Linked DNA regions of Homo sapiens: region 2 is linked to region 1. Evidence: chromatin contacts called from ENCODE Hi-C data. All regions are on one chromosome and are shown on one strand. The core of a region is the stretch at or near the end of the contact, and the rest is flanking DNA. Distances in the headings are between cores, read along the strand shown.

Evidence for each region. Hi-C counts contacts between places; a loop is a spot of excess contacts on that map. Pooled maps may share reads with other maps.
Region 2: a loop to region 1 is called in a map of ascending aorta, with 8 times the contacts of the local background. The contact joins the promoter of HEBP2 here to the promoter of AHI1-DT in region 1. A Hi-C loop is called at or near these places in 3 of 168 maps with a recorded cell type or tissue (ascending aorta, endothelial cell of umbilical vein and naive thymus-derived CD4-positive, alpha-beta T cell) and 12 of 50 pooled maps.

What each region holds. Positions count from the first base shown.
Region 1 is chr6:135,495,015-135,500,540 of GRCh38, reverse strand. AHI1-DT (AHI1 divergent transcript) reads right to left here and starts at 2,740. Exons shown (of 6, transcript NR_152842.1): 1 at 2,541-2,740; 2 at 2,024-2,137. It overlaps AHI1 (Abelson helper integration site 1), which reads left to right and starts at 2,801. Exons shown (of 29, transcript NM_001134831.2): 1 at 2,801-2,958; 2 at 3,292-3,353; 3 at 4,643-4,727. RefSeq lists silencers at 2,461-2,680, 3,031-3,090.
Region 2 is chr6:138,401,996-138,407,521 of GRCh38, reverse strand. HEBP2 (heme binding protein 2) reads right to left here and starts at 3,299. Exons shown (of 4, transcript NM_014320.3): 1 at 2,925-3,299; 2 at 2,242-2,377; 3 at 1,371-1,551. The coding sequence starts at 3,026. It also overlaps the pseudogene MARCKSL1P2. RefSeq lists enhancers at 3,043-3,563, 4,085-4,605 and silencers at 2,834-3,683, 3,814-3,883.

The sequences.
Region 1 (5,526 bases), core at 1,491-3,990:
CTCTGAAACCCTTTCAGCAGATAGAGCTAGGAAGAGCATAATAGATAGATACGCACACACATACAGACATACTTTCCTCTATATTTATTTTTACATATGTTTATGTATATATTGAAAACTATGAGTTGACACTGACATATTCAATTCCAATTCAACATCACCACAAAGGTCACTGTGGAATTCTTCCTCTCTCAATTTGTAACGTCCTTCTCTGTCAGTGAGAAACCTGGCTCCCATTAGACCCAACATATTTATTTCCTCACTCCCCTTTCATGCTTGCCACCTCTTTACTTGCCAAGGGGAAGGCAAAACAGCTGGTCATCGTTTTTTATTATTTCTTATCATTCACTCTTCCATCCAATCAATCACTAAGTCCTGACATTTTTACCTCCTAAAAATTTCTCAAATTGGTCCATTTCTCTCCATTCTGATTTTTCTTAGCCTTGACCATGCCACCTTTGTCTCTTACATGGCTTACAGCAACGGCATCTTAAATGGTATTCCCAGATCTAGATTTGCTTCCTTCCTGTCTGTTCTCCACCCTGCAGCCAGAGTTATCTTTATGATATTAAAATTTGAAAATTTCACTCCATAAAATTCTATAGTGGTATTCCACTGACCAATACTGTCTGGGTCTCTTCATAGCTTGTTTAACTCTCTTGTTTTGTCTCCTCCAAAAGCCCCTAGTCTCATTCTCTACCTTTTAGTTAGCCAACTTGAACTTTTTTTTTTTTTCTTCCAGTTCTTGTATTATACCAAACTTTCTTGTAGTGAACACTATACGCCACCTTCTTCTACCTGGAAACCCTTCCTAACCTGGACAACTCTACACATTATTTTGGTCTTTACTTAAATGTCACTTCTGCTATGAAATATTCCCTGACCTCCCCCACCCCACTGCACCTCTGCATGCTACTGTAAATGGAGAAGCAAGAGATGATAACAGGGTTACACATCCGCTAGTCTGGGGATTGTATTCTGAAACTAACACCCTACTAAGAATGAGCAGTCAGAGTTATAACTTCCCTTTGGAAAAGCAGGTACTTAAATGCAGTTGTGAGGACAGATGAAAAGTACATAAAACACCTACAATGCATACCTCCTAGAAGGAGCTCAATATATGTTATCCATTATTCATTCAACAAATGTTCATGAAATGCCAACTATTTCATAGACACTGTGGTAGATGCTGGGGATAGAGAAAATACAAAGTAAACTATGAAACTATAGAATGAGCATCCAAAGTCTAATATATAGAATGAGTATCCGAAGTCTAATAGGGAGTAGGAGTGTTTGAAGGAGTCAGTCAACCTGCTTAAGATTCAAAGGATGGACAACATTTGGCTGTGATGCAGGAGTGTAAAAGGAGGAATTTTCAGGAAGAGAGGACAATATGAGTAAGGACGGGGCGTGAAAGGCTATGGATTGTTTTTCATGGTACACATAATTCAATGTTGCATAAAACTGCATGGTACACATGATTCAATATTGCATAAAATTGGAACAAGAAGCTAACGAGAGATGAAACTAGTCAGGGAGATGGAGAATCTTGTATCCTAGGCAAAGTAATCATTTTCTCTTACAGATTGCCTTTCAAAAATTTTCAGCAGGAGAGTGCCATTATCCGATTTACATTTTTAGTCAGGTCATTCTGATAGCAGTGTGGAGAATTTAAGAGTCAAACTGGAGTCAGAGAACTGGTAAAGGGCCCATCTGAGGAAGTTAAAAAGAGAGAATGGATATGCTTTGGCATAAGATGCATTTAGGATACTCTACTGTTCTTACTAAAACACTGGGAGGATTGTGGTGGCTTACAGCAAGATAGAAATCTAGGAGAGTATGTTTAGAACGGAAAGTTGAACAGCTCAGTTCGGTACGCATTGGATTAGTAATCTTTCTCGTTGCTTCCTCACAGGATTTAGGGAAGCACAAGACATATAGTTTGTAAGGTGTGGCAATGTCAGTAAGAATGGAAAAGCTGGCCTCCATAAACTCTTACTGTACAAATGAAGCAACAGCTTACAGCGGGTGGCTGTAGGTACAGGAAATGGCCTGTATTCACGAGTGTATTCACGAGTCCACGAGTAGCGCATCTAGTATTTTTCCAGCCCTGGTGACTCAGAGCTGAAGATGGCGCCTGTGGCAGAAATCAGAAAAGTGGGAGGGAGCATTAGGTGTAGAAAAGGATGGCGTTTTAACTTTTGTTTTGTTTTTCACACACAGGGAGATAGCTCTAAAGGAACAGTGGATAATTTTTTCTTAAAATTTTGTCTGTAGTACAACTTCATTTTCCACGCCTTAAAACCATGTTTTCTTTTGTGGGCGCGATCGCGTGGGGAGTGACAAATCTGTTTCTTTGCCTCATTCATTCATTTTCTTATTCTGGGCGGCTTCCATGACAGCCTCCCCAGTTTTCCTTTGCCCAGTCAGTTTTTCCCTGCGCTAGCTACAATTCTAAGGCGAAAAGAGCATTTTCGGAGGTGAGGGCGGGGAAAACTCAAGACTCTGTAGGGGCACCCGCGCATTTCCGGGTCCCTTACCGCTCCGAGTGGAGGAGACTGTTCCCGCTCGCGTGGCCGGGGAGGCGGGAGCCCCCTAAGTTCCCTGAAGCTCGCGCCCGCCTGCGGCCTGAGGGCCCCCGGGCAGGCGCCGCACGGCCCCTCCTCCTGGAAGAAGGCGGTGGAGGCGCGGGGACGGGGCCGCGGTCTTCGCCTAGAGCGCGGGACGCATCGGTCGCCATGGGAACGGCGGCGTAGGCAGGCGCTGACGTCAGCAGGCGGCGCGCTGTCCGCACTGCGGCACAGAGCCGCGGCTTGCTTTCAGGACACGGGTCGCTGGCGGGTTAGGTGGCTGCGTGGCCGCCTCACTTCGCGCACGCGCCGCTAGGCTGGGGGAGTTGATTTGCACTGCTCCGGGTGTCGGCTCCGGCGGGACGGGCGGTTCTGCGTACCCCTCTCCGTGAGTACATCATGGGTGCGCTGGTGGCGGGAGCGCGGGCCGGGGTGCTCGGCCTGCCCGGCCCTCTCCTGGGCGGCGTGTCGGGGCTGCTGGAGTCCGAGAGCGCGGAGGCTGATAGCGTAGTGACCGACGAGCGTGGGCCGGGTGTCCCGGGGGAATGCGATTTCTGAGAGTCCTCACCGTACTTTTGCGCTTCTTTCACTGGTCTCCGTGTCCCCGGAGAGTTGAGCATGGTGCTCTGATAGAGAATTCAATCTTTGCCTTTCCTACTCCCGATTCTTATTTAAATGCTTTTAAATCAGATGTGTACTGAGTGTGTTTATTTCCTTTTAGAGTGTCAACCTGGGGCTGAATCTTCAACCTGTCAAAGCCTTCTTAATTATGTCTGAGAAAAGGTGATCAATTTGTTATATTTATAAGAGCCAAATTATATTAATAGGGTTGTTTCGAGATGCATAAAAATAGAACAAAAATGTAGACCATTTAAGAATCCTTATCAAAGGTTGTGCTGCGTTTAGCATTCCTGTAAAAACATCTATTGTGAAAATAAAGCTTTCCCCTTTCTTTTGAGAAAGAGATGCCAACGATTTTTTCACCTGTTGCATTAACAGTTGCTGTTACTGCTTGGGCGTTAGGAGGAAGATTGCTTCTTATGAGTACTCTGGGAAATTTTTTAAAGAATGCTTGAAAGAAATTCAAATACCAAAAGTGTTTTTAAACCATACCTAGAATCTTGTTTATGAGGAATAATATTTATGAAGTTAGAATCTTGTTTACTTATGAAGAATCTTGTTGATTTATTCATTGAATTTTGTATACAGGATTTTTGTTTGTCTTTTTTTCCCTTGCGATAACATTTGGTTAAGGAGCGAATTATCAAGCCTCTCAGTTTTTTCTCCCAATGATATTGAGCCACATATTGGCTGATAATCAGGTTGTCTGTAAAATAAAATGAGATGAAATGTAATCCATTTAATTTTCCTGTGTAATATCTCTTAGACGCTCCTGTGAAAGGGTTTGTGAGGGAGAAGTTGTAAAATAATGGAATATATAAGAATCAGAGGTGTCTTTTAAAGTCCTATCTGATTTTTTGCAGAGGTTACTAATCAAATATTAGCCGTTAATTCTATCATGTTTGCTGTAGTACATATTAAGATTTAGAGATGGCTGAGCGCAGTGGGTCACGCCTGTAATCCTAGCACTTTGGGAGGCTAAAGTGGGTGGATCACTTGAGGTCAGGAGTTCAGTATCAGCCTGGCCAATGTTGGTGAAACCCCATCTCTACTAAAAATACAAAAATTAGCTGGGTGTGATGGCCCACACCTGTAGTCCCAGCTACCAGGGAGGCTGAGGCAGGTGAATTGCTTGAACCCAGGAGGCGGAGGCAGCAGTGAGCTGAGATTGTGCCACTGCACTCCAACCTGGGCAACAGAGCGAGACTCTGTCTCCAAAAAAAAAAAATTAGAGATGATTTCTGTACTGTATTTGCTGTGTTATCATTACATAATATTAGTATTTATTAGTTTAGTTGTGTATTAAGCTGTTAATAGTAAATAAGTATATGATTTATATATTTTATTTGTAATTATTTACTTATTTTTAATACAATAATAATGGACATAAAGTAATTTTATTGCAATGTACTGATTACTTTGCTTTTTGGTATTTTCTCTTCTCCTTACAGTACTAAAATAGGTGCCATTTTAAATTCCCAGACAAGGAAAAACCAAGGATTAGAAATTAAGTAGCTTGCCCAAGGCCACACATCAGTAAGTGGTGACACTAGAGCTCAAGCCTGAGTCTTTTTTACTCGCTTTGCTTTTGCTTCTCTTCACTTCGCTTCTCTCTTCTTCTCCTCTCTTTTCTTTCATAGTGGCAGATACATAACTATAAGAGAGCATTGGCTTGGTCCTCCAAAGCTAGCAGTTTGGTGGGAGTTACAGAACATTTTACCAGGGTGAAAATTCAAGGTTGAGGTAGAGGGAGCTACAAAGATTAAGGCACCCTGGAAGCACAGAAGAGAAGTTCTTAAATGCCCTTCAAGGTGAGAATGCTCTCTAGAGAAGATATCATTTGCCTTTAAAGGATAGTGAGGAGTTTGTTAGAGAGACAAAGGAGGAAGCACATTTTTCAGGGGAGGGGATATGTGTGTAATGATACAAAAGCAAGAGAGAACTTGGCACACGTGAAGGCCTGCAGGTAGTTTCACATGTCTGGAACACAGTGGATGTGTGAAGGGGACATTTCATAAATGGCCTTGGACCTCACTGGTAAGGACTTGATATTTTTTTCAATGTGCGATTGGGAGCTAGTGAAGAATTTTAAGCGAAGAAACGACACCATCACATTTGAATTTTAGAAAATTACACTAGTTGCTGTGTAGATGATGATTTTTTTTTTAAGGGAAAGGTGATAGCGGCGTGGAAACAATCTTAAAACAAAAAGCATAATCCTTCCACAGTGTTTTTGTCCCTCAGAGTTACTGTCTCATGTCACTGCCTTTGGGGGTGATGGGAAGACAGTTGGAAGAATTCTGTAAAGAATTGTCTACATGTCCCTTCTACAGGT
Region 2 (5,526 bases), core at 2,050-4,549, 2.9 Mb before region 1:
AGCCATGGCCAGGGCCACTTGAAGCCTTGGGGGCCCAACCTCTGTTCAGCAGAGCTTCACAAGTGGGACCTTCATCCCAGTGGGCCCAGAGGGAAGAGCTTTGAGTCAAAGAAAATTAATCTGAAGATTTAGAACTTACTTGGAACCTGTTACCCATTTCTTTTTTCCCATTTCTTCCTTTGGAATGCAGTATTTATCCTATGTCTGTCCCACCATTGTATTTTGGAAGCATATAATATGTTTGATTTCACAGGTTCATAGATGGAGGGGAATCGGCCGCAGGATGAACTGTACCTTGAGCCTCAGATTTGATTTTGATGATCTTTAGATGAATTTAGGCTTTTGCTGGAATGAATTAAGACTTTTGAGGCTATTGGGATAGAATGAATGTATTCTGCATGTGAGATGATATGAATTTTACAGGATCAGGGCAGAATGCTATGAACTCTATGTTTGTGTCTCCCCAAAATTCATATATACATTTTTCTTTTTGTTGAGACAGGGTCTCAGTCACCCAGGCTGGAGTGCATTGGTGCAATTACGGCTCACTGCAGCCTCGACCTCCTGGGCCCAAGTGATCCTCCTACCTCAGCCTCCCAAGTAGCTGGGACCACAGGCATGTGCCACCAGGCCTGGCTAATATATATATATACATTTGGTAGAGATGGGGCCTTGCCATGTTGCCCAGGCTGGTCTCTAACTCCCAGGCTCAAGTGATCCACCTGCCTCAGCCTCCCAAAGTGCTGGGCCTCAAAATTCATATTTTGAAAACCTAATCACTAATGTGATAGTATTAGGAGATGAGGCCTTTGGAAAGTGATTAGGTCATGAGGGTAGAGCCTTGTAAAACATGTCCAATAAAGCTGCCTTGCCTCTTCCACCACATGAGGGCATTTCTGAGAAGGTTCCATCTATGAACCAGGAAACGGGCCCTCACCAGTCACTGAAACTGCCAGCACCTTAAACTTGAACTTCCTTGTCTCCAGAAATGTGAGAGAGAAATTTCTGTTTTTCATAAACTACCCAGCCTACGGTATTTTGTTACAACAGCCTGAACAAACTAAGACTTCTGTTTTAAGGTATTTTTGTTCAGGTCTAACTATATTGCAGTCTTTTGTTTTGGGAGCATATAATTTGCACCGTGTCTTATATGAAGGGCATGCAATAGACTCATTAAATGAAGTGATTATTATCTTGTGACAGACCTCAGTAACATATACAACAAAGCCAGTAGGAAAACATCACAAAATGCATTAGACCTGATTTTATGGAAGGGTGAAAAAGCCTTTTGAAATTGCATTGGAGCTAAACTGTGAGTGCACGCAAGTAAAACTAGCAGTCAGCAAGGCTATAAATTATCTACCACTTACCGTACAAACACAGTCATTTCGGCTCTATCTTCAATGAAGACATCTGACTCTAAAGGCCTGGGTGGATCAAATTGCTGTTCAGAGGGAATATACAGGGAAATGGTAATGGTAGACTCACTAAAAGGACCTGAACCAGGCTCCACGTAGCTTGTCACTGGAGCTGTCATCTTTATTTTCATCTCTGTGACATAAAAATGAAAGCAAATTTAGTGTATTTTTGACAGCTTTAAACATTTAACCTATTCTTTTTTGATCTGGGTTCCTTGATTTACTTCACATTGTTGACATATTTACCTTTAAGATAATTTTCATCTTAAAACAGTAAGGCCAAAATTACTCAATTGCTCACTGCCCACATTAAACCACTTTCTGTAATACTGATATTCTGGGTTAATAAATTCTTAATTTTTAGAGATAAAAGGGGAAATTAGAGATTACATGGTCAGTAAATTATTTTTTCTTACCATTCAGAAAATGAGGTCCCACAGGCTAAGAGACCTGCTAAAATATAAATAGCAGCAAAGCCAGACCAAAAGCTATGACTTGATGCTTCTAATCTTGGTACCTTCTTGCCTCCTGACGTCTCTGATCCTACCAGTCACCAAATTATCTTGAGGTGTTAGCCATAGAAAAGGACTTATCACGAGTTACACCAAACCCCAGTTCATCCAGCAAAATCAGAGAACAGAGGTTGAAAAGTAATACCCAGTGTAACCCTGGTCCTGAGGAGTCTTGTCTGAAAACAAGACAAGTCTTTGATGACTTGCTTATTTTTCCATTATAAAGGATATTTCTTTAATAAGCTAAAACTCAATAATAAGCCCGGGGACTCTTTCACAATATGCATAATTACAAGGAAAACTGCTTTTACCTTTCTCGTTTTTGCCTTGAATGTAGCTGTTCAGTTTCGTAAAGCCCGTCTGGATGGCTGAATCCCAGTCCATAGACTCCACGGACGTGCTGACCCACTTGGCTGGTCCATAGTGTCGGATCTCATAACTTCCGGGCTAAAGTGGAACAGAGAAAACTTCGAGAAGCAATTCTAAGAGGGTAGGAGTGAGATGCAAAAATACCGGTGCCATGATCTCGGGTCGACCTGGAGCCGTCCTGTCTAGGGGCTGCACCGCCCCGGGGTCCGGCCTGAGGTCCCCGCTCCTTAGGTCTGGGAGGTTCCCCTCCACGAGGTTCCCCTCCTTGCGATTAGGGACCGCAGCGGCCCCAACCCCACACGCTGGGGACTCGATTCACACTTTCAGACAAGCATCTATTACACCCCCTCGGTTCGGAGGGTTCCACCGCGCGTTCTGGGACGTAACCAGTTCCTCCCCGCCCCACCACCCCGCAAAGACAAGAAATTGAGATGGGACCTGCACTGGGGGTAGCGGGGAGGGTAGAGCTAAATGACCGGGGTTTCTCGTTTGCGTAGCATAGTGGGTAGGGACTGGGACCATTTAAAAAACTGTACTTTTTACTTAACTCTATGGGACCCGCTGGCCTCACTGCAAATCAGCCGGAAGGCGGGCCCAGCCCCTCCGCTCCCGAGTCGGCGCCTACCTGGGGGCCGGCGTCCTCCGGGGCCTTCCAGCCCGGCGTCTCCACAGCTTGGGCCGCCGCGTCCTCGGCCGCCCCGGGGTCTGGCTGGAGCGGCTCGGCCATGGGCGGCGCTGACGCTCTGGGAGCCTGGTCAGCCGCGCAGAGGCCCCGCACCCCGGGCCGCCCCGCCTGCGTGTGCGCGCCCCGCCGAGGCCCCGAGTCCCCGCTCCGCAGACCCGGTCCCTCCTCCCGGCCGGGCTGGAGACCCGAGCCCACCCGATGCGTCTGCCTCTGGACCGCGAGGGGGCGCCGCCACCAAGGCGGGGCCGGCTCACGACCCCGGACAGCTCCGGCCGGAGTTGCGCGTCCTGCCCCCGCCCCTCCGCGGCGACAGGGAGCCGCACCTCGCTTCGGCCCGCCTTCTTTTGAGGCACTTCCGCCCCCGCCCCGCCTTTGTTTTTGAAGGAAAGGCACACACAGGTGGCCCCGCGGGCAGTAGGGGGTGGCGCTGTTTCTGTGCAACCGGTTTGGGAACCTCTGCCGCGGCCCCGCCCGCGCTGGGAACCGCGGGCGCTGAGCCGCCTCGAGGGTGTCCCAGCGCACCGCAGGCAGAGAAAGGCAGGAGGTGGCGGCTGGCGACCCGACCCCCGCGGCCCCTGCCCGCACTCCTGGGGCTCAGCCAGGGCGAATGGCCGTACTCATCCCAAGAAGTTGTCCTAGGTCCCAGACAGCTTTCAGGGTCCCTTGCGGAGGAGGTGGTGGGACCACAGACACATGGAGAGAATCTGGAACTGTTCTGGTTTCTGAACTTTTCCCCGACAGGACCCCAGACCCTCTGAGTCATCCCCGCAGGCTTAACGAGACTCGGGGAGAGTTAGTGCCGAGGCCAGACACTAGTGCTTTTCAAGAATTTTGGTTACCAGGGCTTTCCCGAGCCGAGTGGGGTGCGGCTCTGTTCCCCAGCACCCCCTTTCCGCCGGCCAGGCCGACTCCGCGTTACTGTCCCCTGCGGCGGGGACCCGGCACGGCTCCGGCGCCCCCCAGAGGACTCCCATCGTGGGCAGCCAGAGCTCCGAGGCTCTCCGGGGCGACGTGACCGCCGCAGAGGCAGCAGGCACTCCCCACGCGAAAGCCAACGGACAGGAGGGTGGCCACGTGAAAAGCAATGGTGACATCCCCCAAGGGTGAAGGGGAGTAGGCCCCTGTGAACAGAAGAGGCAGCCGGGACCATTGGCAATGCCATGGAGCCAGCACCCCCTAGCCAGGGTGCTGAGGCCAAAGGGGAGGCTCCCTCCCTCGCAAGGAGACTTCCAAGAAGACGAAATTGCCTTTCAAGGCCAGGCACGGTGGCTCACGCCTGTAATCCCTTCATTTTGGGAGGCCAAGACAGGGGTGATCGCTTGAGCCCAGGAGTTCGAGACCAGACTGGGCAACATGGCGAAAACCCGTCTCTACAAAAATACAATAAAATAGCGTTGATAGTAGAGTGGAGAGCATAGCTGCCTTCCAAAAAAAAAAAAAAAAAAAAAAAAGCTGAGTGTGCTGGGGTTGTGATCTCAGCTACTCGGGAGGCTGAGGTGGGAGGATCGGCTTGAGCCTGGGGAGGTCGAAGCTGCAGTGAGCCGAGATTGCGCCACTGCACTCTAGCTTGGGTAACAGAGTGATACCCTGTCTAAAATAAATAAATAAATAAATAAATAAATAAATAAATAAATAAATAAATAATTATCTTTCAAGAAGGGTTTCTAAGAGCAGCTTGTCCTTCAAGAGAAATGGGAAGGAGGGTGGGGTGACTCTTCTGCCTCCTCACCTATGGAGGAAGAACAGGAGTGGGGGAAGATCAATGCCTGCAGCGACAAGGGCGCTGCCCAGGAAGGGAAGGCTGTTGCCACCCCTGAGAGCCAGGAGCCCCAGGCCAAGGGCGCAGAGGCAGTACTGCCTCAGAAGAAGAGGCAGGGCCCCAAGCTACAGAGCTGTCCACTCCCTCGGGGCGGAGAGTGGCCCTACACCAGCCCACGCTGAGCAGAATGAGTAGCTGGGTGGGCCAGGTGGGTGATCTCTAAGCTGCAAAAACTGCTGTTCTTGTGAGGTTACTGCCTGGACCTGGTGCCCTGGCTGCCCTCCTGTGCCCAGAAAGGAAGGGGCTATTGCATCCTACCAGCTACATTCCCTTTCCTTCTCTCCCTCCTGTGGATTCTCCAATCGGCCATGTGGCTTTCCTCGTAAGGCCAGTTGAAGACGGTCCCCCACAGCCTCCCAAGTTAGATTAGTGATATGAAATGTGCCTTTCCCTGGCCCTGCCTCCTTCCCTGTCCCCAGCCCTGCAGAAGGCAATTTTTGGTTTTCTTCCCCAATTCTTTTCCAAGTAGGTTTTGTTTACCCTACTCCCCAAATCCCTGAGCCAGAAGTTGGGTGCTTAAACTCCCAAACCTCGAGGGTCCGGCCTCCCCGCTGTTGAGTTTTTACTCTGGTGCTGTGCCTAGTGGCACCTGGGCCGGGCAGGGGGGCACTGCCCTGCCTAGGGTTCTATTCAAGTTCCAACCTTCAGCTTGTGAATCAACTGTGTCTCTTTTTTGACTCGGTAAGCACATGTTAGGCTTTGGGGCCAGGGAGAGGTCTGTAA